Regions from separate parts of the Homo sapiens genome. Here regions 2 and 3 are each linked to region 1. The links are chromatin loops, found by intact Hi-C in ENCODE. Cell type or tissue: heart left ventricle. All regions are shown on one strand.

Region 1 (8,000 bases):
GAATCACCCATGTTGTTGGCCGGGCACGGTGATTCACGCCTGTAATCCCAGCACTTTGGGAGGCTGAGGCGGGTGGATCACCTGAGGTCAGGAGTTCTAGACCAGCCTGGCCAACATGGTGAAACCCTGTCTCTACTAAAAATACAAAAATTAGCCGGGCATGGTGGCGGGCACCTGTAATCCCAGGTACTCGGGGTGACCAAGGCAGGAGAATCGCTTGAATCTGGGAGGCGGAGTTTGCAGTGAGCCGAGATCGCTCCATTGCACTCCAGCCTGGGGGACAAGAGCGAGACTTCGTCTCAAAAAAAAAAGAAAAAAAAAAGAGTCACCCATGTTGTTGTGTGCACAACATTCCTTTCTTTTTCTTTTTCTTTGTGTGTGTGTGTGTGTGTGTGTGTGTGTGTGTGTGTGTGTTAGGGGGGCGGTTTGGAGTCTTGCTCTGTGGCCCAGCCTGGAGTGCAGTGGCGCAGTCTCAGCTAACTGCAACCTCTGCCTCCCAGGTTCCAGCAATTCTCCTGCCTCAGCCCCTCCTAGAAGCTGGGATTACAGGCATGGGCTACCACACCCAGCTGATTTTTGTATTTTTGTATTTTTAGTAGAGACGGGGTTTCACCATGTTGGCCAGGCTGGTCTCAAACTCCTGGCCTCAGGTGATCCGCCTGCCTCAGCCTCTCAAAGTGCTGGGATTACAGGCGTGAGCCACTGCGCCCAGCCCTTTTTTTTTTTCTCCTGAGACAGGGTCTCACTCTTGTTGCCCAGGCTGGGTGAGCTGAGATTGCATCACTCCAGCCTCGACCTCCTGGGCTCAAGTGATCCTCCTGCCTCAGCCTCCCGAGTAGCTGGGATTACAGGCCTGCGTCACCACACCTGGCTTTTCTTTTTTTTTTTTTTGTAGAGATGGGATTTCTTCATGCTGCTCAGGCTGGTCTCCAGCTCCTGGGCTCAGATGATCTGCCCACCTCGGCCTCCCAAAGTGCTGAAATTACAGGCGTGTAATCTCATCATGCCCGGCCAGTGCATTCCTTTTTACTCCTGAGTAATATTTCTTGGAGTGTCTGTACTACAAATTATTTATTCATTCAGCTGTTGGTGGACATTTGGGTCGCTTCCACTCGGGTGCTATTACAAACAAAGCAATTATGAGCAGTCAGGTTCAAATCTTTGTATAGACAGATGTTTTTGTTTTTCTTGAGTAAATACCTAGGAGTAGAATGGCTGGGTCAGATGACAGGTGTATGTTTAAAATTTTATGAAACTCCAAACTATTTTCCAAAGGAAGGGGGTCATACCATTTTATATTTCTACCAACAATGAATGAGGAACTCAGCCCTCCTAGGGCCCAGTCTGGCGACTGTGACCGTATTCCAGAGGCTTTATAATCCTGTTTTTTTCCTGTGAGCAAAAAAGTTATAAAGGAATGAGATCTAGAAAAGATAGTTCTAGTTGAACCAAAATCTTTTATCCAGGGTGAGGGCATACAAACTGCAAGGGGCCTGGGTGGGGGAGGCAGAGAAGCGCCCGCCTCTTCCGACCTCTCAGGTGCGTGTGAGCCGATGCTCCGCTAGGGGGCGCGGGAGAGCAGGCCGCCCCCCGCGTGACTCTCAGAGCCCGAGGGCTCCCTCCAGGTCCGCTGCCTTCTGCCCACAGGAAGGAGTCACTTTCCCAACTGGCGGGGAGCGGGGGAGTCACTTTCCCAACTGGCGCGGGCGGGTTGGGAGGGGCCGCTGAGCCGCATCTGCCACAGTCACGAAGCTTTCTTAGCACCTCCTGGAGTTCAAGGAAAATCCAGAAGCAGCTCTTTCCTTGAAGGAAGACGTTCACAGCATCGCACCCACGAAGAGGGTGCGGCTTCCCCCTCTCACCCTTCTGGGTCTCGGCCGATCGCCTGGCAGTTGGGCTCGTGGCCCATCCTGCAGGAGGGCGCAGGCATGCATAGCGCCTGCGGAGGAGCGCTGCTCCTACGCCCCAGGCACGGCCCCCGCAGGCCGGGCAGTGACCCCGGTGGCCCGGCCCTTAGGGCGTGCGAGTTGACCGTGCCCCTTCTCCAGGACGCGCGGCCGGCGGCTGGGTTTTCGAACGCGCGGCTGTGAACGGCTCCTTGGCGAGGAGGCACAGCCTCCGCAGGCCGGAAGCCACGCGCCCACCAAAGGCACGAGGAGCAGGGCGGAGAGTACTGCGGGTCAGACGAGCGAGGCCCTCGGGGAGGCGCCCAGAGGAGCGGGGCAGCGCGGCCGCAGCGCGGGTCGGGTCCGCGGACGCTGTTCAGGCCCCACTGTGGGGCTGCTGCCCCTGGGCTGCCCTCCGGCTCGGTGGAGCGCGGGAGTGGGGGTGGGGGCGCCTCTGCTGCTTCCACCCCAGAAACCCGGGTCAGCGTTGGGAGCTGCACTGGGCGGCAGCGGAGAACATTAGAAGGGACAGTGTTTGGGTTAAAATCTAACCCTCGGTCGGGCGTGGTGGCTGAAGCCTATCCAACCACTTTGGGAGGCCGAAGCGGGAGGATCACGAGGTCAAGAAATCGAGACCAGCCCGGCCAACATGGTGAAACCTCATCTCTATTAAAAATACAAAAATTAGCCAGGCGTGGTGGTGAGCGCCTGTAGTCCCAGCTACTCGGGAGGCTGAGGCAGGAGACCCGCTTGAACCCAGGAGGTGGAGGTTGCAGTGAGCCAAGATCGAGCCACTGCACTCCAGCCTGGCGACAGAGCGAGACTCTGTCAAAAAAAAAAAAAAAAATCTATCCCTCATGATCTTGCTTTCTGTGCGTGTGTCTTTGCGTCAGGGGCAGGGAAAGCCTGTAGAGCACACATTGCCTAGTGAGGTCTTTACAACACAGGCTTTAATTATTTTCCTCCTTTCGCAGCTGAGAACAGAGAATTTAAGCAACTTGCCCAGAGTTCCAGAGCCAGACCTTAAAGGTAGGGCTTGTGACTCCGCATTAGGAACGTTCTCCTCCCCTGGATGGACCCGATGCCCCCGCACTAATAATCTTGAGCCGGAATTCAGCAACGCAGTGGTGACATTCAACCTTCCGCCTCACGGAGGCGGTGCCGGCGGGGCAGGGGATGGCCGCCAGGGGGCAGTGTGGCTCCGTGCCTCCGCGCCCGCTCCCGGACCCGCGCCCTGCCCCCACCGGCGCTGAGCCCGCCGGCGCTGAGCCCTCCAGCCCTGCTCCGCGTTCTTAGCAGCGTCGCCAGGCGTGGAAGAGGTTGGACTCAGGGCTACGTCTTCCAGTAGTTAAAAAACGGGGGGCCGAGGCCCCCACAGTTAAAGTGGGCGAGAGAGCAGCTTCCAGCATCTATGGCGATGATGGCCTTTTTTTGCCCAGATGCAACCAGGTCTGCCAGTCGGCCAGCTCGCACGGAGGGGCCCACCTCCAGCCCTGGCCTCAAGAGGGACCAGGCACAAACCTTACCTTGACAATGTTTCCAGCAACACTTCGCTGGGACAACTAGTCAGTGTGGTCAACCAGGCTAGGACAACTAGTCAGTGTGGTCACCCTTGTGGCCGTTCTTACGGGGAATTTGGTTATTATGGGGAACTTGGTGAGACTTGGGTGTAAGCCAGTAGTTGCATTAGTTGTTTTTGTAGCTTATCTTGTTTTAGTAGCAGTGATAGTGAGATTTTGCTTGTTTTTTTTTTTTTTTTTTTTTTTTCTTCTGGACTGATCCAAACGGAATGCTGAAGTTCTGTCTCCATCCGGAAGACCTGGGCTGTGGCCTCCCGGCGTCTCTGGGCAGGGGCATCTGCAGGTCCCCACTCTGGTGGGCACCCTGCTGCGAGTCTGCTCATACCCAGGGTGGATGCACCAGCTGCAGCTTTCAGCTGAAAAGAAACACGCTCTGCTCTGGCTTATGTCTGGCTGAGCTCTGGAAGGGCGGGCCCCTCTCAGCGAGCTGGGGGGCCCGCGTAGACGAAGATGACCCGCAGGCCTTATCAGCACTTATCTTTCAGTAAAGCCTGAGAGGCCAGCTTTGTGTCTGGGACCCTGGGAGCTCAGGAGGGCAGCTCGGCTTTTGTTCCTTGTTCTTCTCCAGCTGTTGGGAACTTTGCTGACAGCAAGAATCTACTCCATGGATTCACAGCACAGGCTATGACCAGAGACATATTTTTGTCCTAAAACATTTTTTTTTCTGATTATAAAGTTAATGGCCATTTTTCTTTTCTAACTTTTTATTTTGAAATAATTTGAAGCTTCTAAAAGCAGTTTAAAAATTATGCAAAGAGTTCACATGCACCCTTCACCCACATTGATGCCCTATAAATGCCTTGGTTTATATTTCCCCTCAAAATAACCACAGGCTTGTGACTGAATCAGGAAATTAACATTGATATAGTTGTGTTATCCTCCACAGACCCTCATCATATTTCCCCGAGGCCCATGAATGGGCCTTTGCTGAATCACACCTTGGGTTAGTTATTGCGTCTCTTTAGTCTCCTCTAATCTGGAACACTTTCTCAGATTTTCTTCATTTTTTCATGACTTGGACAATTTTTGAGCATATGGACCAGTTATCTTGTAGGAAGTCCCTGAACTTGGGCTTGTCTGACGTTCCCTCAGGATCAGACTGTTCGGAATCCCAGGGGCGGTGCTGGGTTCTTCCTGGTGCACCCCCCACCCCTGCCTCTGCCAGGGAGCAGCCGTTCCTGGAGATGTCACCTTTATCACTTGGTTAGGTGATGTCTGCTGTGTTCTCCACTGTAAAGTGATTATACCTTGTGGGGGGATACTTGCAGACTTTGTGATTATCTTATTTCTGAAACATTTTAGAGAATTTGAAAAGTATAGTCAAGAAGGGCAAAGAATCCCTCCTGGCTCCCCGCCTGCAGATAAGCACTGTCTCCATGCTGACTCCGTGCTCTTCTTCTTTTCCCTGGAGTCTCTGCTCTCTTTGGGATCCTCTAACCCTGCTGGAAGGACGTGTTCCTGTGGCTGATAAGCCTCACGCGACCTCTCCCATCCCCTGTCCCATTCCTCTGGGGGTGCTGTGGAGATTCTGTCTGAAACAGAGGTGTGATTCTAATAGAATTTTTAGGTCTAGCCCAGGGAGGAGGGAGAAGTTTTAAGTGGAGCCTTTTAGCTCCTCCAGAATTCAACATCCTGGGGCCTCCTTCCAGGAGGACAAGGGGAAAATTAAGGCAGCCACCCAGAAGGTCCGGGCTCTAGTCACTTGGGAACTAAGGAAGGGTCTGGGGTTGACCTTGTGCTCACAAAGGCCACCAGGGAGCTCAGTGCCTCCTGCCCATCCTCCTGGACAAGCCTGAGAGGAAGGAGGGAAGGTAAGTGCTAAGGAGCCCCATCCCATGGGAACTCAGGGAAACTCGCCTCTCAGAATTATCTAACCCAAGAGGCAAGGGAGCTGGGGTATGTATACACCAAGTCTTAAGAGTAGTTGATTCAGGGCTGCTAGTGGAGGTGCTCAGTGTGTGTCAGTTCCTCAGGCCTTCCTGCCACCTGCAGGCATATGGTGAGAGTGACCTCTGAGGTTCTGGGGGAAAGCTCTCAGGCCAGAGGTGCAGAAATGGCCGAGGGAACCCAGAGTTCTGGGGTACAGGTGGGACACTGAACATAGTCCATGGACCCTAACTCAAGTGCTGGTGACCCAAGTGCTGTACGAGTGAAAGCAATGGAGGACTTATGAGCTGGATCTCATGGGGTCATGGAGATGGTTACTGAAGTCGAAAATGGTTATTTACAAGAGTCTCAAGATCTTGAAGCAGGTGATAACAGCAGGTGAAGCAGATGAAAATGGTTTTTAATCACCATTAGCCAAACTGGCCAGATGAGCAGGAAATGCTTTCCTGTGGATGGAATGGACTGCAGACGGATTAATTTTGAGGGCACCCTCCAGATCCTGTCTGGAGAATAGGCTGAGTGGGCTCTGTAACACATGGAGGTGAGCTGGTTATCCAGAGCATAGTGGAAGGGTCATGGCAGCGGGGAAGGTACAGAGTGCAGTCAGCTTCTTTCATGAGGCAGAGGAGGGTGAAAACAGCCGCGGAAAGAGAAGCAGAAGATCAACCACACTGCATCCTCTGCTTTTCCAGGAACTTTAAATTCCAGGGAATTATGCCATCTGTCAGTCGGAGGTGTGAGCCTGCACACTGGTGACAATCCCCTCTTCTAATGCTGTTCTCCTTTTGGCTAAAATGTTCTTAGATCTCAGCGTGGTCAGATACGGTCCACAGGGCTCCCCTGTAATAAAGTCCATACGCTTCAAACTAAAGCCTGGTACCCTGACTTGGTTTCTGCCGCTTCCCACTCATGATGCCTTTTTCCTTGTGTGCTTTATTTTTCACAGGGTCACTCCCTAGCCTTAGAAGGTTATTTGTGGGGTCTCTCTGAGGCTTGGAGTGAGGGGGTGTTCTTGGAGAACATCTGCACTTACCTCTGCCCCGGGAGGCCACTATCCACCTGCAGTGCTTTTAACGAAATTCACAGCTTGATGTTTCGTATGTTTGGCTGCTAACACAGAGAGGGCTGCTATGCGGGTGCAGCTTTTGCCTCCCCCTGCTCTGCTCAGCACTGTAGCTTCTCTTTGCAGTGCCTTGGGGAAGGGGTGGGGCAGCCTTGTGGGTCACACTATTCTATTAGGTTTCCCACCTTGGGTGGTCCCGAAGTATTGAAGTATTGTCTTCTTCCCCAGTGCTCTGGGAAGCTGTAAAAACCAGAGCTCAAATGTGCTGACTTCAGCAAATGCCTTCAGGGCTAAAGAGCTACAAATCACAGCTATCTCTTTGGGGGTCTGGCTTCATGTAGGTTTGGCCTGATAATGATCAGTTTTTGGTGCAGGTAAACTTTTTCTTCCTTAGCATTTTTGGTGGTTTTCAGTGGGAAGGTTGGTTTAAGCACTAGACAGCCATGGTACTGAAAGTTCCAGCAACTCCTCCCTGAGCCCTCCATGCCCATCCCCTCTTACCCCAGGCTCATGCACTCTGCCAGTCATGTGGGCATTGGCGATGAGGCAGACTATGTTGCCGTAAGTGGTTTTGCCTTCCACTCTCCATCTCGTTGCTTCTCATGGCCACCATGGATCCCTAAGTGCCCAGCGGTTTGGGGTGAGCCATGAGCTGCTGGCGTTTTGTATGGTGGTTGTAGTGGGAAAAACAAGAGCTTTCTTTTATTTCTAACCCCTACCCTGAGATGTTTGAAGTGGTGGTTTGAGAACAGAGGATCGTCTGCTCTAGGGATTTTAGGCAAAGCTCAAGAAAGACAATGTTCTTTTCCTAGGGCAGGAACCAGATGCTAAACAAAGGACTTTGTACCCCACAGTTTTAAACAGAGATCCTATGAAGCATCTTCCTTTCAGTCCAGCTTGAAACCAAATTTAAAGGACATGTTCAGCCCATCCTTCAAAAGGATTTCCTTTATCAGTACTGTTATGTGCCTGTCACTCATTCCTAGAGCCACTGGACTATGAGGAGTCCTTTAGAGCAGTGGTCCCCAACCTTTTTGGCAACAGGGACTGGTTTTGTGGAAAAAGGCGGGGCAGGGGTGGGGGGAGAAGGGGGAGAATGGTTTGGGGATGCAACTGTCCCACTTCAGATCATCAGGCATTAGATTCTCTTATGGAGTGTGCAACCTACATCCCTCACATGCACAGTTCACAAGAGGGTTCATGCCCTTATTCATGAGAATCTAATGCCGCTGCTGATCTGACAGGAGGCTGAACTCAGGTGGGGATGCTCATTCGCCCACCACTCACCTCCTGCTTTGTGGCCTGATTCCTAACAGGCCATGGACTGGTACCCGTCTTCGCCCTGGGGTTTGGGGACCCCTGATTTAGAGCGTGTATGTGCTCACTCTTATCATCGTCCATGGTTAGACAAATTCTTTAGATTGTGTGGATGCTGAGCAAGATTTAGGACTGAGAAATGTCTTCCCACTTAACTGATTGATTTTTGAAAAATTCATCTCACTTCTCTTTAAACTGAGAGTAGTCATGCTTACCTCACTGCATTGTTGTAGGCATTTAATGTGATAGAGAATGCGAAAGGGCTTT
Region 2 (8,000 bases), 1.1 Mb after region 1:
AATCAATTAAAAACATTCAAAAAATAAACTTGTAGCTCTTCACTAGAGGAAAGATGAAATAAGAGACACAAAACCCCAGAAAAATGGTTAAAGCAGCAGAACCAGCTAAGACTTCTGTAAGTTTTCTTTTGGTGTGAGGCCACCTGCCTTCACCCTCCCCTGCGCGGTGGCGCCTGGCTCCCTTCCCGCTCAGGACTGTGCAGCTGGGGACTCCAGCCCACGTGGACATCCACCTCCTGGCCCAGTGTCTGGCACCCTGGGCTCTCAGTGGCCCTCGCCACCACTGACTCGCCAGTCATATTCCTTTGTGGGAGGCAGCTCTGTGGGATTGGAGCACATTTTGTAAGGACAGGAATAAAGACCAAGGCACCCTGAAAAAATGATTCAGAAACCTGCAGGTGCCATGGTCCCGCAGCCTCTGTCTTCCAGGAGCTCCAGTGAACTCTGCCCTTTTTCCCTTTAGCTTTCGTAATCTGCAGGGATGTGGCACAGAGATTGCCTTCCACTTCTTCCTGCTTCCTGCAAGTGGAGAAAGTGAGTTCCAAGAGCCACAGTGAACGGTCCGGTCTTTAGTTAGTGGCCGGGACACTGGGAAGGAGGGAGTGTTCACCCTCGCCCTTGAGCTGAGACTGAGGAAGTCCCTGAGGTTGGCTGTGCCCACTTTTCCTGAGCTCATAGAACCCCTACCTCCTAGAGGCCTTCAACTTGTTTAGTTCAGTTGGGACTTCTGTGTTCTTTCTTTCTCTTTCTAGTTGGAGACTGTCTAAGGGAATCCTAATGGAATCAGTTGCCTTCCTCCGCGATCCCGTTTCTCCCCTTGTTTCATGGCCCCTTTCACCCTTCCCCTTGGCCTCCCAGGGCGATGTGCATAGGGTTGCAGGTGCTGACAGCCACGCTGCTCTCACCTGTACCTCAGGCTGCACACACGGATCCCACCTGACTTGAAAGTTTACCACGATAGAAGAGAAAGGAAGACGTGTATATTAAGACTGAGAGAGCCCAAACAGATTTCTTAAGGATAATTACTACCTAACCTTACCATCCGGAAGAGTCATATATTAAGGCAAGAAATAGGAATGCACCTTATTTTAAAATGGTTGCAGTACAATTCAAAATAAATCATGACTTTCAGAAGCCCTCTGACAGCCCATTCCTGGTGATTCAAGGTCATAAATTACCTTTATTGTCTGCTAAATCTATTACTAACTTACATGTGCATACTAGGATTTCAGTTTCTCTGGTCCCTTTTCAGTGGCAAAATGATAGTAACTGGGCTATATGCTTGCTTCCAGGGTGCTTATGACATTTTCCTTAAGTCTTCTCCCTATTGAAAAATTCTAGTCCCATTGCCTTTTTTCCAGCCTTTCCTTAATCCTTGGATTCTTCCCTGAACCTTCTCCATGTCCTTTTTGCCTGTGGCCCTCATGCCTGAGCAGCACTGTGGTGAGCACAGCAGATGCAAGACAGAGAACGCAGGCCGTCCCATTGCACATAACTGTATAATGCTCAGTCTCCAGTTTGTAGTTTACAGTAATCTCCCACGAGTCACACAGCTTTGAAGTCAGTTGACTTACAAAAGCTTTTATCGGGATCATGTGTGCAGAAATTCAGAGCTTCCATTATGGCTAAAGGGGGATTCTAGAGGGTGTTATTTGGTTTAATTTATTGTGGCATTGGCAGGATGTGACCTCTCTGTGCCTCATGGTTCAAGGACGTAATTACAATACAGACGATGGCTGGAAGCCCCTGATTGGTGTGGGCTGTTCTCCTCAGCATCCTGGGCCTGCAGTGCCAGAAAGCCAGGCAGGCCGCAATAGGCCTGTGACGTGGCTAAGTGATTGCAGGGGTAACCTGAAGAGCCTGCTTCCTAATTGCATCATCTGATTCATTTATCGCAGTGCAGTATCTTGGTGCAGTGACAGGACTGTACAGAAGTATCAGAGAGATCTCTAAGACTCAGATAGCACGAGACTGCTGCGCTGTGCTCCAGAGGAAACCTGATGCCTATTACATTAGAGTTGGATTCTGAGAGTAATTAAAGTGTGATGGTCTACATAACTTGTGTTTTATATAGAGCACTGTTAATTATATTTCTCTCTCTTGGGACTATGCAGAATGAGTCCTGGAAATTCTATAGTTACCAAAATGTAACAAAAACAAAAGATAAAAGTGTGGTACAGGTTGTACAAAGTGAAATGACCTTCCCAAATGTTCTTTGGCCTCTTGGACTCGCAGGTCTGATATTTTCCATTAAGACCATGAATAATGAGGGATTAGTCTCTTATTACCTGAGTTCCAAATGACTATGTATGTATTTAACATCTAAAATAAAAGAAAAGTTTTCAAAACCCGTTCACTTTTGAGGCTTCCCCTTTGGCTTCCGTGCGGTGGACTGGACTGCTGTCGAGTCATGCTGTCTGCCACGGTTGGTAGCTCCTACATCAAGTGAGGTATTAGCCCTAGATTGTCATTTACTGTACAGACTGAAACTTTTCAAAAGCAGATGGTCTTGTGTTTTCCTTGACAGCATGGGCACGGGAAGACCATAATCCATAGCTTCAGACCTGACCTTAAAAACCGATGTCACCGACAGCAGTGAAAGCCACTTGTTAATTATGCAGCCTTCTTGGCATTGTTCGGTTTCCCAAGGCTGGCCCCAAATTAGAAGGATGTTATGTTTTCCAGTTACAATTTTGTTTGTGGAGCCCAGAAAGCTATTCTTTGGATTCCACATTGGAATGAAAAGTGTCTGCAGGGTGTCAGGGTGGCACTGTGCTTGGCTGGCAAGCTGCATGCCAGGGCCGGAAGGTACCCGATTCTCATGCCCTCCCATTTGCTGGCAGAGCCCGCCCGCAGCTGGGTCCAGAGGAGCTAGCCTCACCTTCCCAGGCAGACTTGTCCCCAAAAGAAAGGAGCAGAGGAGGCGCCCAGGAGGCAGAGTTGTTTCTGCTAAGATTTGATATCAGAATATGCTTCATTTTCTCTCCTACCTAAAAATCTTTATGGCTTAATTCAAAAGATTACTTTATCTAATAAGAACTTAAGAATAAAAAGCATCTAGATACCTCAGTATCCTCCTCAATATGGGATAGGTTGTGTTTTTTTCCCTCATTCTCCAGGTAGCAATTGTAGCACTTCAGAAAGAAAAAGAAACTTCCTTTACACAGACTCCCAGTATGCAGCTCCTCCTTGGTAAAATATTGTGCTGAAGAGTTCACTCTACATCCTGGGTGATATTGTCAGTTTGCTGTGCTTAAGTAGCTTTTCACTAACATGCCAGGGTTTTCTTTTCCTGCTTTTTCAGTCTTTTCGGCACTTCCTTTTGAGCTCTTTAATGTGGTGCATGTAATTGAACAAGAGCTGAAGTAGATAATTTAGCAGTAGTCCAGTAGTGCTGGCTGATGTGTATGGCTAAAAGCTGGGAGGTTCTGCATCTTGGACTGGAGTTGCACTTTCCAGAATTAGCCTCAGGGGGGCACCAGATCCTCCAGCATAGTCTCTGTGAAGAAAGAGGCCCACGTTGCGAGTTTCCTTGCAATGGAATTGCAGTTGGGGATGCAGACCTTGTGGCCAGAGATGAAGGGAGAGAGGGAAAAACCCAAAAACAAAGCAGGGGTGGACGTAGGGGTCATTGCCACTCAGGCTGAGCTGTGAAGCAGCAGGGGGCTGAGGAGCTTTCTTCCAGCTTGGGCTACCCGGGCTAATTGGATAGAGGCCACTGGGCAAGGCTAGAAGGACTTCAGGCAGGGGAGGGGGTGCTGGGGATCCTCTGTGTCCAAACACAGAGAAGAGCACATGTAAATTTAAGACGCAAAAGTACATTTGGTACTTGTTAAGTTCTTAAGCCCAGGAATGACAGATTTATCACTAATTAAACAATAATTGCATTATGGAGTACTGAAAAAATTGTTTGTGTATAAACAACATCTGGTAAAGATTAAAAAGAAAGAATAATTTTTCCGAGCTCAAATTTGTTAAAAGGAACCTGAATGTTTTAAAACAAAATAGATCTGAAAATGTAAAAGGGATATTTAGAGTCTTATGTTTAGTATTTTGAAAATAGAAAAGAAGCAAATGGCATAATAAAAAATACATATTTATAAAGGTGCCTCATTGTACATGATAGATGTGAAGGTTTTGTATAAATAGGTTTTTCTCAAGCCAAATCATTTTTCACTTCAATAGAGGAGTTCACTGGTGAAATGACTCTTATGGAGAATCTTCTTTTTAAGAAGAAAGGTATTTTGTAGTGAATATGCACATATTAACAACAAGGGCTTCCCACTGTGGAGAGAACAGTGGCTCGGAAACAGCTACACGGTGGGACGGGATTGTCCGGCTGCTGGGTAAACTGGAGGGGAAGCTGCCCATCAGCTGATTCTTTAAATGACCCATTTCCTAAGTAAATATTTAAGCTACATGCAAGTACATGAAAATACCAGGAAAGAATCTATTCCAGGCTTAATGAACTTCAGCTTCTCTGTCATCTGCTATTTCCTTCTTTATTTTTAAGGCGAATATATCTATGAAAGGTGATAGATGGAAAGCACTTGATAATTTTTTCTGTTCCTTCACTGCCTTTTTATTTTTTCTAAAAGGGATTTGCTTTTGTCTGTGAGTTACCTTAAATCATAGTATAATTTCCCTTTTTGGTTTGTTTTCTGTCCCTCTCCTTTTCCCTATTCTCTCTCTCTCTCTCTCTCTCTCACACACACACACACACAGAATCAGCAAATGACAGAAAGAAATGCTTCTTCCTGAGAATTCTGTTCTTCTTGTTCTCAGGCCTCTTTCAAGTGGCAAGTGGCTTGTAATAATCATTGGTGAGTTGGTATGAAAATAACAGCTTAAGTAAACATCAAGGACCGGGCACAAGAGCCTGTGTAATTTGCACAGTTCATGGTGCAGAGTGACAAGTTGGCCTCTCCCTTGCCTCTCTTCCAAAACAGGCACTGAGACCATGGTTATTGTGTGTTGATTCCATGTTGACTTTGTCTTCCCTTGTGTTTTGAGGGATGAAGATGGGCTTTCTTTCTAGGTGGAGGGGAGATAAACAATGCAATTCTGGGTAGCCATGAGGGGAGATCAGAGGGAAAGCTCTTGTTAGCCCAAGGGGATGCACACCCAGCAGAACAATCGGGTCTATACAAGAGGGAGGGCAGAACCCAGAGCTCTCCATCTTCGCTCCCTAGTCATCCTGGGCATTCAGTGAAAAGCCTGAGGGGGGAGATAAGGAGGGAAGGACAAGACTCATGTTATTGAAGACCTCCTGCTGACATAGCTCCCCTCGAGTTGAAATGATCTGCCTGTGGAAATTGTTAGGCCAGATGGAGAAGAGAGAGCTTGAGAAGGAACAGATTTTGGTAGGATGGAGAAAAACAAACAGATGGAAACCACAAAAGGTTTATTTTATTTCCCCGCTTTTATAGAAAAGATAATGGCCGCAGTCATGGGGCTTCAGAGCCCTGGCTTGCAGCGTGACCTCTGGTGTGTTACCGGAGTGCCCCACCTTACAAATAAAACAGGATCAGAGGTTAGATGCCTGCGTCATCACTCATGAAGATGCTACAGAGATTTAGGGGGGAAGATACGGCTTCCAAAGAAGCGTGTATTAAAACCTTAATTCTATTTGGAAGATTATCTTGATAAGAAAAGCAGCTTAAGATTGCTTTTGTGATTTGATGTCGCTGGGACATATGCCTGACCTGTAGTACTCTAGTCCTCATGAGGGGACTCACTGACCCTGAAATTATGTGCTCAAAAAGTATAAAGAGTGTCATTTTAAAAGCCATCGGTGAGGGGTGCAGATGAGAAGGAGCAGTTCACAGCTGTAGGGGTAGCAAGGGAGACTGGTTTTCTTTTTTTTCAGTGAGGTCAGGAGATCGAGACCATCCTGGCCAACACGGTGAAACCCCATCTCTACTAAAAATACAAAAATTAGCCAGGTGTGGTGGCACGTGCCTGTAATCCCAGCTACTCAGGAGGCTAAGGCAGGAGAATCTTTTGAACCCAGGAGTTGGAGGTTGCAGTGAGCCAAGATCACCACTGCACTCCAGCCTGGCAACAGAATGAGACCCTGTCTCAAAAAAAAAAAAAAGGAGACTGGTTTTCAAATCAAAATCTCTGCCGTTGCTGTTTCTGCAGGTTCCCCTGCCTCCTGGCCTCTTACCTGTTTTAAAAGCTAAAATGGGTTGTGGAAGCAGGCTGAGAGTAGCCAAGGGTCTGAAATATTTGGAAAGAAAGAAATCTAAGAGGAGAGTCCATCTGTATGGGGAAGAACAAGCAGATTCCACACAGCCAGCAGGCATTTAAAACATTGGATTGAGCGATTTTGCTAGAAAACAGCGCACAGAAGAGGAGCAGATCTAAGCTCTCACTCTCTTCTAACAAACTGAGTAAGAGCTGTCTTCCTTGCTCCCCCAGTGGTTTTCATAGTAGCCCTAATCTACATCTGATCATCATTTTCTTTGCTGTTTGGAAATCCCTATAATTAGTATTGAATGATTCTCTACTAGCATCAAACCTATAGAATGGCTCTGGGATAGTTTGACCATTTAGAAAAAAGAAATTTAATTTTACCATTTTCAAGTTTCATCTTACTTTCTATCAACGCATTTCCAAGCTCTTATCTGTCTGCCTGTGGGCACATAACAGTGCTATTTGATCTTAAACACTCTTATTCAATAGGCATGTTGTTGTACAAACTTTGAAAATTGCTCTGGCAAACTTAGATGAATCACATTTCTTCAAGACATACGGTTGCTTTTCCCTTGTTTTATTTTTTCATTATGAATACATAGAAACTTTTATATTTTCCGTGCTTATATCCGGTGACCTCTTAATAACTTTTATTATTTACAGTGAGACTGGGCATCAGGAGATTAACTGACATGCCTAAGTTCGAAGCCACGAAATAACCTGCCTCTCCTCTCTTGAACGGTGGTCCTGCCAAATTATTTTCTTGCATAGATAATGAATTTATCTGTAAGAATATCAAGTTGGTTCCTTTTAGATAAAAATGCACATCAGTGAAGGATGAGGGAGCATAGATTATTTAAAGAGTAGGACATTTTAACTTGCAAATTAGAAATCTTGAAATAATTAAAAGGAGATTTATCCTGTCCTGAAAAAGTGGCAGAGCTCCTGCCTGGAGCCCGGCGGGTCCAGCAGTGCTGACCAGTGGACGCTAGATGGCGCGGGCTCAATGTCATCGGGGAGGCCGCGAGGAGGCGCGGTCCTGCCTCAGTGTGATCCAGGGCACGGCCGGAGCAGAGCGCCTCCTTTTTTCTTGCCGACGGGGGCCTGTGAACAGTGTTTCCCAAAGCTAGTCATATCAAATGCACTCTGACTTGAATTTCCAATAGCGCCTGATCCACTAACATGTGAATGCTGCTGTGAAGCAGGGGTCCCCGCCCCCTGGGCGCACAGCGGAGAGGAGCCCCTAGCCTTCCCGCCCGCACCTGCCCCTGTCAGAGCCCCGCGCTTCGCTTCCCACGGAACCAGAGCCCCATCCTGACTGCGCATGCCTGGAATCGGGTTGTCCTCTGATGATCTGAGGAGCAACCGTTTCATCCCAAAACCATCTCCCCCTCCCGGTCTGTGGAAACATTGCCTTCCAAGAAACCGGTACCTGGTGCCGAGAAAGTTACGGACCCTGCTATAAAGGATCTGTTTTGGAACACAAATGGGCATTTTCATCTGGCATCATCTCATACTTTGAGCTCTGGCCAAAAAGATAGGGAACCAGGGACTGGGCCAGTGAAGCTCCCCCCAGCTCCCAGGGCTACCGGAGGCCAGCTTCTGCAGACTCAAATAATCAGAACCCATCACCGAAATATTCAAGGAGAAATTAGATAACTTTTATTCTTCTTCATGAACCCCCTTTTCATCTTAACGCAAGCTGTTAAGTGCATTAAGATGTGATGTGATTTAGTCCAGCGTGGTAGTGGTCACTGGTTTGCCAATAATAATTCTAAATTGTTATGTACCCATTACCGAAT
Region 3 (8,000 bases), 490 kb after region 1:
GCATGTGCCTGTAGTCCCAGCTACTCGGGAGGCTGAGGCCGAAGAATCGCTTGAATCTGGGAGGCAGAGGTTGCAGTAAGCCAAGATCACGTCACTGCACTCCAGCCTGGTGACAGAGCGAGACTCTGTCTCAAAAAAAAAAAAAAAAAAAAAAGTCCACATCCATATTCCTCACCGTCTCTTATGGCTAGATGTGACCAGGAAATGAAATGCTGGTCAATAACATGTGTCCTTCCTTGTCATTTTTTCTGCTGACTGGAATGGAGATAATGAGGAGGGCTGCAGCTTGGGTAGCCATGTTGGATCATGAGGTGGAAGTCATAGGCTTAGAAGGTAGCAATGAAAAGAAAGGAGCCTGGGTTCCTGGGGATACCAAAGAGCTTCCACACCAGGCTTGGAGTGTTACATTTTAGTCTCCTCTTCATGTGAGAGAAATAAACTTTCATCTTGTTTAAGCTACTTCTGTTGTCATTAACCTATCTTAAATGAATAGTTTCAGAAGCGATGACTGCACCACCATTTTGCAGGAGAGACAAATAGCTGAGCACATCCTACGTCTTCTCCAGTGTGAGCCGGGGAGGAGACAGGCGCACGGGCAAGGTTCTAGGTCATCAGTTTTTGTTCTTCCTCATGCCATGGATTTGGGATCTATACAACATCTTTTTAGTCTCACAAGAAATCTTTTGGCAAAGATTTCTTTTCTCTCCTTGAATTTTTTTTTTTTTTTTTTTTTTTTTTTTTTTTTTTTGAGATAGAGTCTCACTCTGTAGCCCACGCTGGAGTGCAGAGGTGCAATCTTGGCTCATTGCAACCTCCGACTCCCCAGTTAAAGCGGTTTTCCTGCCTCAGCTTCCCGAGTAGCTGAGATTACAGGTGTGCCACCACGCCCAGCTAATTTTTGTGTTTTTAGTAGAGACGGGGTTTCACCATGTTGGCCAGGCTGGTCTCAATCTCCTGACCTCGTGCTCCACCCGCCTCAGCCTCCCAAAGGGCTGGGATTACAGGCTGAGCCACTGCCGGCGACCTTTGCTTCTTAGCACAGCCTGCCTGGCAATGAGGGCACCAAAATCATAGAATCAATTTTTCAGAGTTCATGCGTTAAAATTCTTAGGTGATATTACATTTGAAGATGCTGTAAATATGGCTTCATTACTTTAACTTGCAAAGAGAACAAAGAGAACTTGCAAAAAAAATACCTCAGGCGAATGTGCCTTGCAGAGCATGTGCCTTAAAAACGTCCTAGACAAAGGTGTGTAAACAGTAACTGGCCTTATCCAATGCAGGATTCACAGCGGCTAGGAAATGAAGCTTTAAGGTCAATCGAAAGGAAACAGGAGATAGTGCCTTTACAGGTCATCACCTACAAGAAGAAACCCATAGAATACTACTTTTTTTTTTTTTTTTTAGAAAAAAATAATTTATGACACCAATAAAAATAGGACTTGTGTTTTAGAAAATTACATCATGGGTTGGTAAACTGTGATCTCAGTTTTGTAAATAAAGCTTTATTGAAGCACAGCCACACCCATAACCTTCCTGATTCTGTGTGTCTGGCTGCTTTGGGACTTGAACTCCAGCAGTTGCAACAGAGACCCTATTGAGTCCGCAGTTTCTTTCTTCCTGCTGTAGAGTTCGTAGTCTCACCAACTCCAAGAATGAAGCTGCAGACCTTCGCAGTGAGTGTTACATCTCTTAAAGATGGCACAGACCCAAAAAGTGAGCAGCAAGATTTTTTGTGAGGACTGAAAGAACAAACCTTCTACAAACGTTCCCACTACTGCAGCACGTTCCTGTTACTGGCTGGGGTGGCCAGCTTTCATTCCTTTATTTGGCCCTGCCCACATCCTGCTGATTGGCCCATTTTACAGAGTGCTGATTGGTCCATTTTGCAGAGTGCTGATTGGTCCATTTTACATAACACTGATTGGTCCATTTTACAGAGTGCTGATTGGTGCATTACAATCCTCCAGCTTGACACAGAGTGCTGATTGGTGCATTTACAATCCTCCAGCTTGACACAGAGTGCTGATTGGTGAGTTTACAATCCTCTAGCTAGACAGAAAAGTTCTCCAAGTCCCCTCTCCACCCAGGAAATCCAGCTGGCTTCACCTCTCACTATTGCCCTCAAAGGCAAATATTTCCTCTCTGGTACTTCACAGAAAAAGATTTCCGACCTCTAGCTTATGTGATGGGGAGGCGTCTTTCTCAGCTCCTGCATTATGGTCCTGATGACTAGAGAGCAGAATGTCCTCCCACACACCGCATTGCCCCTCAGCCCTCACCTGGGCGCCCAGCATTTCCAAGCGGGCCTGTGGGGCATTTGCTGCCTCTGGCCTCTGGCCGAACCTGGCTCCTCTTTCCCCCGGGGTCTGCGGAAGGGCGGTGCGGGCCTCCCACGCGCACCCCCACGGAGTCCGGAGAAGGTGGAGACCCCAGGGAGGCCCCTGGGGACTGTGCCGTCCGCAGCGGCTCCTCCCCTCCTTGCAGCCCGCGGGACCCGGGCGGTGGAGGGGCCGGCAGTGAGCTGTCTCCAGCCCTACGGGCTCCCGCGGGGTCCTCTTCGGGACTCCTCTCCGGCTCCCGGAGGGTCCGGGCTGGCTTGGGGCGGGGCGGGCCCCGGGCCAGCCTGCGGGCGTCCTCCTCCTCCGCGATCACACACACTGTCACCGCGGAGGCTTAATTTCCTTCTCACTGTGTCCAGCCCACACACCAATGCAAAGTAGTCAGAAGCGCCCTTCTCCCCTCCCACGCAAATGAAGTCCTGTCCTGAGGGACACCTCAACGTCTCCCTTGGCCGAAAACAAGAGGCAGCTGCCCGCCTTCCTTGGTGCCCTGCTCCTTCACCGCACACGGGGACCTCGCCCGCTCTCCACCAGTGGGTTTGTGGGTGGTGGGTCTCATTCTCCAGGCTGCTGGGCCGGCGTGACCTTCGCTGGTCGCTTTCACTCGGCCCAGGTCGTTCTGTACCTCCACGTCCAGGAAACGGTCAGCAAGGAGCCTTCCTAGGTGACCGAAGGCCACCTTCATGTACCCCCTCTTCTAACGCCCACTCTTGGGAAGGTTATCCTGTCCATTACCAGTCCCCTTGACTTAAGCAGATGGCCCTGGCAAAAAATATAGAAGCGGATTTATGGATCATTGGCATGTAAGGACCTGGGACGATGGCTGAGCATGCAGGAAAATAATAATAACAGCTAACGTTTGCTCAAGGTTTACAGTGTCAGGCTTGACATATATTCTGTCACTTGATGCATAAAACAACTTTATGGTTGTAGGACCTAGCATTTTCCACAATCATAGGGAAATTCTTCAGAGACAGAGAGATTAAACGATATTCCAGGGTTGACTCAAACTCAGGCAATCTGACCGCCAATCACAGTTTTAAGCACCTGTGCTGTGCCTATCTTAATAGAGTCCTGTCGCAGGCTGCCGCTGCTGACGCACAGTGGTGCAGTTTTCCCAGGCAAACCTCATGAGTGCCTTTCAAAAGCTTTCGGCTTACCAGTTCCACATCTTGGAAATTTTCCAACCCAAATAATGAAAGGTATGGGTAAAGATGTGTGTGTAAGAATGTTCATAAAGTTTTTTTTAGTAATGTGAAAAATTAGTAACAACCTGAATATCCAACAATAGGGGACTAAGTATACTGTGGAATGTATTTCTGATAGACTATCACAAAAGCATTAACAATTATTTGTAAAAAATACTGAAATGGGATATTGTTTATATTGCTAAATGAATGTATCAGGTTATATAACAGTATTCCATAATTATAGGAAAATGCACATATAAATACAAAAAAGACTGGAAGATCATCATCATACCGAAAAATTGTTAACTGTGAGTTTTCTCTGGGTAGTGATATTTGGGGACTAATTTTAAAAAATGATGTTCTATCTCTTCCAAGTTTTCTGAACTATAATTAGAAAAAAAATCAATAAAAATCTTTATACGTATAATTGAGATAGAGGTCCATTCTCACATCTCTCACACCAAAAAGGATTACTCTATCACTTACTTTCACTTCCATGTAACTTACAACAAAGTGTGGAAAATGAAAGTCTCTGGATTCTATGTGGGCAATTGTCTTTTTTCCTCAACTCTGAAAGCATAGAAATAGATCTCTCATTGGTTAAAATAACTTTATAGTTGGGGTTGAAGAATAAAATCAAATAGCCTCCACCACCAAAGACAAAATGTCACCCATCTACTCTGGCCTAGCTCAGCCAGAACTGCCATTACTCAAAACTAGCTTCATCTACTTACACAAAATGCAATATATGCAAAAAGAGAGAAGCACTTCAGAAGAAATGCCCCTGTTTCTCTAGTGTTTATTTCAACAATAAATATCAGTGCTACCAAGCTAGATCTCATGAGGAAAAGCTGTAAACACAAATGGTTGCAAAGGTGTCCTTTGAGAAGATTGAGAGCTCGGAGTAGAGCTGGCAGAAAAAGGAGGAGGAGGAGGAGGATGAGACCAGGAAGAGGAAAGAGAAGGGGGGTGGGGAGAAGTGGAGGATCTGAGGATATAGGGGCCCAGGCTGGATTCCTGCAAGGGAGCTGAACTGATCTTGAGACCTTCCAAAGCTCTAGCACCTCACCTCCTGCACCAACAGCAGCATCATGTGGGAGCTTGATAGAAATGTAGACTCTGAGGCCTCGCCCAAGACCTACTGGATCAGAATCTCCACAAAACCACCAGGTTATTCATATGCCCATTAAAGTTAGAGAGACACTAACCTTGTATTTTGTCCAAAGCCCATGGCTATTTTGGAATTATTTAGACAAGATTGAGACTGTCTCCCATCTCTCTTTAGTGACCCCTAGTGGTAAACCCAAAAGGAACAAGATCTATATTACAGGATGACTGAATTTTGGTCTCCAACCTAAACCAACAACTGTCCAACCTTCAGCCGGTTGACCTATCCAAGGTCCAAGCACTTGGAAGATTAGGATCCTAGTTGGCCATCCTGGTTTAGAAAATCTTATGTAGTCCAATCCAAGCTGGAGTGTTTTTCTGCATATTGCTGCTGTTGGAACTCAAAGACAATGTTCCTGAGTGAGATTATTCTCTGTGTCTGAAAAACACTGATCCAGGTAACTTGGGATCTCTTGATAGAAGACATATCAAGATGGGCTATTACTCATGTTACTAAGTATACCTCATGTGCTTCCTCTCGGACTAGCCCTCATTGAGAAAGCTTTAGCTAAAAAAAGAAAAAAAAAGTGATGTTTCCTTGTTGCAGGCTGCTCAGGGTTCAACTGGACTTTCAATTTATATTGGGGTTTGAGTTTTGTAAGAAAAGTGGAAAAATTCAGGGCATTGTAGAGGTGAAAGAACTACCCTAGACATCATTTAGAACACTACCCAAAGTGTGTTTCACCTGTAGAATATTACTAGAAGTTACAAATAAGGGTTCCAGAGTCAAACTAGTTTGAGAAACACTGGATTGAACAAAGTTGGAAAGTTTGTTTTTTTACTGCAGGACATCTCAGGACTTTTATTCAGGTGCCTTGTAAATTCCTCGAGTTATTCTCTCATAGAAAACACACACACTTTTTTTGGACTCCTGGGGAAATATGATCTACGGAGCCTCAGGGCTGTGAAATATCTCAGTATCTCACCCCCAGTCATTCTTAGAGCAGCACCCAAGCCCCCTGATCCTCCATCCGTTTCTCTGCGTGCTGTGTTATGCTGCACCGTAAAATTGATTCCCATTCTTTTCAACTCTGGTCTTATCCGTCAACCCATCCACCATTTTGTGCTCTATGGATAAATGTAGCAATGTGCAGGAGGAAAAGCAGGAATAAAAGAAGGGGAAGGATAAATTAGAGGAAAAAAGAAGAGAAGGTACAAGGAGAACTTTGCACTCATGTAGAAGTGGGAACTTGAAAATAAAACAACAAAATGGTGACCTGATTGTCTTCCATGCTTTCCTTATCAAGCAGAGAACTGGTGAATTGGTCACAGTGATCATTCACATCGGACCATTAATGCGCTGGCTCAAGTGGTCCAAATTACTACCCCATGTTGATGGACACATAACACCCATTCCTTCAATTAGTGGGCAGGTTACAGACAGCTTCCATATACATCCCCGCTGGGCTCTTCACGACTCTTGGCAGTGTGTCTTTAGTGGTGGGGTCTGTGCTCTTCAAAGGGAGTCCATCTACCATAAGCATTTTCCAGGGGAACGTTTGGTTATTGAAAACACCATGTTGTCTGGCATTTATGCCTTTTCCACCAAATGATTTTGGGTTTGCCCCACTGGGGGCTGGATTATTCCATTGTCAACCTATGTGGTTCTAGGTTCGAGTTGGCAAAAGTGACTCTGCATGATATTTAGGAGGCAGAAGAGAAACCACAGCCACTATGTCCTGAAGGTCATTGTTGAGTGTGGGGCCAGAAGTGCTAGAGAGTTCCAGTGTGTCCTCACCCCTTCCCACTCCATACCCAGCTGTCCTTCCAACCAGCAGCGCTGCTGCCCAATGGTAATGCCAGCCCCCCACCAGAGGCACTGCTGTGGCCTGACACAGGCAGTAGCTTCAAAGAGCCAATGACCTTTGGACTGATATCAACCCCTTGTCAACTTCTCAGTGCAGATGCTCCATGTGCTTCGATTCAAGACTTCCTGCAAACTCTGACTCAGTCACCAGCACCAGGGCTGCCTAATGACTTTTCTCCAAATATTAAACGCCCATTTTCAGGCGCTTGCTTCCTTCCCCATCTTTGCCCACAAGGTCTAATATCTATATTAAATGTTTAGTTCTAAAATATTCATAGTGAGTCTGCTTCTCTGAGCCCTGTCTGATACACCTATGAACTCTGGCTGTTATGTTCTTCTGCTCACAGTCTGGGGTTTCCTGTTGAGACATCCTAATATCGGATTCTGGTTGTACCTCACTCGGCTTTCCTTTGGGCAGATGGTGCCCAGAGTGAAAGAAGCGTTCACTGCTCTTTGAACTACTGCTCTTTTATCTTTATTTCCCTTTACTTTTGCTTTGATCCTCCTGTCCAGGAAGTGGCATCTTTAGACACCGCTTCCTGCCACAAGCCCAAGACTTACTCTATTTCTCACTCTCTCACCAGTGTTTGACAAAGGTTGCTAGTCATAAAGAAAGCAGGTCACTGAATGCTATATTTATACTACTACAGAATTTAAGGCAGTATGAAGAAGGCTTTGCTTTATGTGGCTGGAAACTTAAAGTCTGGGTTTGTAGTGGAAATAAAGATAAAAGAGCAGTAGTTCAAAGAGCAGTGATCTTTCTTGTTGGAGCCATGAGAACAATTAATTATAGGTTGTAGGTTAGCCTGGTTTGGGTGCTAATTTCTAGCTCATAGTCATATGTGAACGCTTCTTTTCAATCTCAGTACGGTGGCGGAATGCTAGTTTCTAAACATCCTTGGGATGATCATATGGTCATAAAATCCTTGGCAATAAATAAGTGCTCTGATCTTTTTAGAGTTAATGCACTGTATACAATGTGTTTTAAAGGAGGGGGGATATGGGATGTTTTATTAGTGCAATGTTTCTGGGCGTGTACTTTTGACTTTCTATTGGCAGTGCTGTAGGGGTAGAAGTTAACTGGTAAAAAACCAATAGCAACATAAAGTAATTCTTGTCAGAGAATCATGGAAATGATTCCAGCTCATTACAATGCAAACGGATTTGACCTGGTAGAGATTAAATTTATTTTCATCTAATAGAAAAGCTAACCCCCAAACATTACAGTTTATTACTGTCTAGAATGTTAATCAGTTTACATTTGTTGGCAAGTTTATTTCAGCATTCTTTTGACTGACCATATAAATCTGTTTCTTTCAATAATTTCAACTTTTATTTTAGATTCAGGGGTACACATGCAGGTTTGTTACATGGGTATATTGCATGACACTGAGGTTTGGGGTGTGAATGGTCCCATCACCCAGGTAGTGAGCATAGTACCCCATAGGCAGTTTTTCAGTCCTTGCCCCACTCCCTCTCTCCCGCCTCTAGTAG

Evidence for each region. Hi-C counts contacts between places; a loop is a spot of excess contacts. Peaks named below come from ENCODE experiments on the same cell type or tissue, not always from the same donor. Only the 100,000 strongest peaks of a DNase experiment are listed, where the experiment ranks them.
Region 2: it touches region 1 in a loop (6-fold over the local background); 6 of 110 quality-filtered maps call a loop at or near these places.
Region 3: a loop joins it to region 1, with 8 times the contacts of the local background. A loop is called at or near these places in 74 of 110 quality-filtered maps.

Annotation. Positions count from the first base shown.
Region 1 is chr9:96,213,409-96,221,408 of GRCh38, reverse strand. No RefSeq gene overlaps it. Among named protein-coding and RNA genes, the nearest start is that of HSD17B3-AS1, 29 kb to the left of the region's middle. RefSeq lists a silencer at 2,961-3,170 and an enhancer at 3,181-3,400. In heart left ventricle, CTCF peaks have their summits at 1,557 (motif pointing right) and 3,060 (motif pointing right); DNase peaks (open chromatin) are centred at 1,611, 2,128, 3,078, 3,848 and 1 weaker place; H3K4me3 peaks cover 1,649 bases; H3K27ac peaks cover 283 bases; H3K27me3 peaks cover 2,466 bases.
Region 2 is chr9:95,127,007-95,135,006 of GRCh38, reverse strand. All of the region lies in intron 8 of FANCC (FA complementation group C), which reads left to right. It also overlaps a transcript of AOPEP not described here. Among named protein-coding and RNA genes, the nearest start is that of MIR3074, 45 kb to the right of the region's middle. RefSeq lists an enhancer at 2,324-2,826 and silencers at 3,346-3,640, 4,786-5,080. In heart left ventricle, CTCF peaks have their summits at 3,270, 3,472 (motif pointing right) and 7,195 (motif pointing right); DNase peaks (open chromatin) are centred at 2,835, 7,206 and 7,493; H3K4me3 peaks cover 659 bases.
Region 3 is chr9:95,723,779-95,731,778 of GRCh38, reverse strand. No RefSeq gene overlaps it. Among named protein-coding and RNA genes, the nearest start is that of ERCC6L2, 150 kb to the left of the region's middle. RefSeq lists an enhancer at 7,195-7,294. In heart left ventricle, a CTCF peak has its summit at 4,824 (motif pointing left); a DNase peak (open chromatin) is centred at 2,508.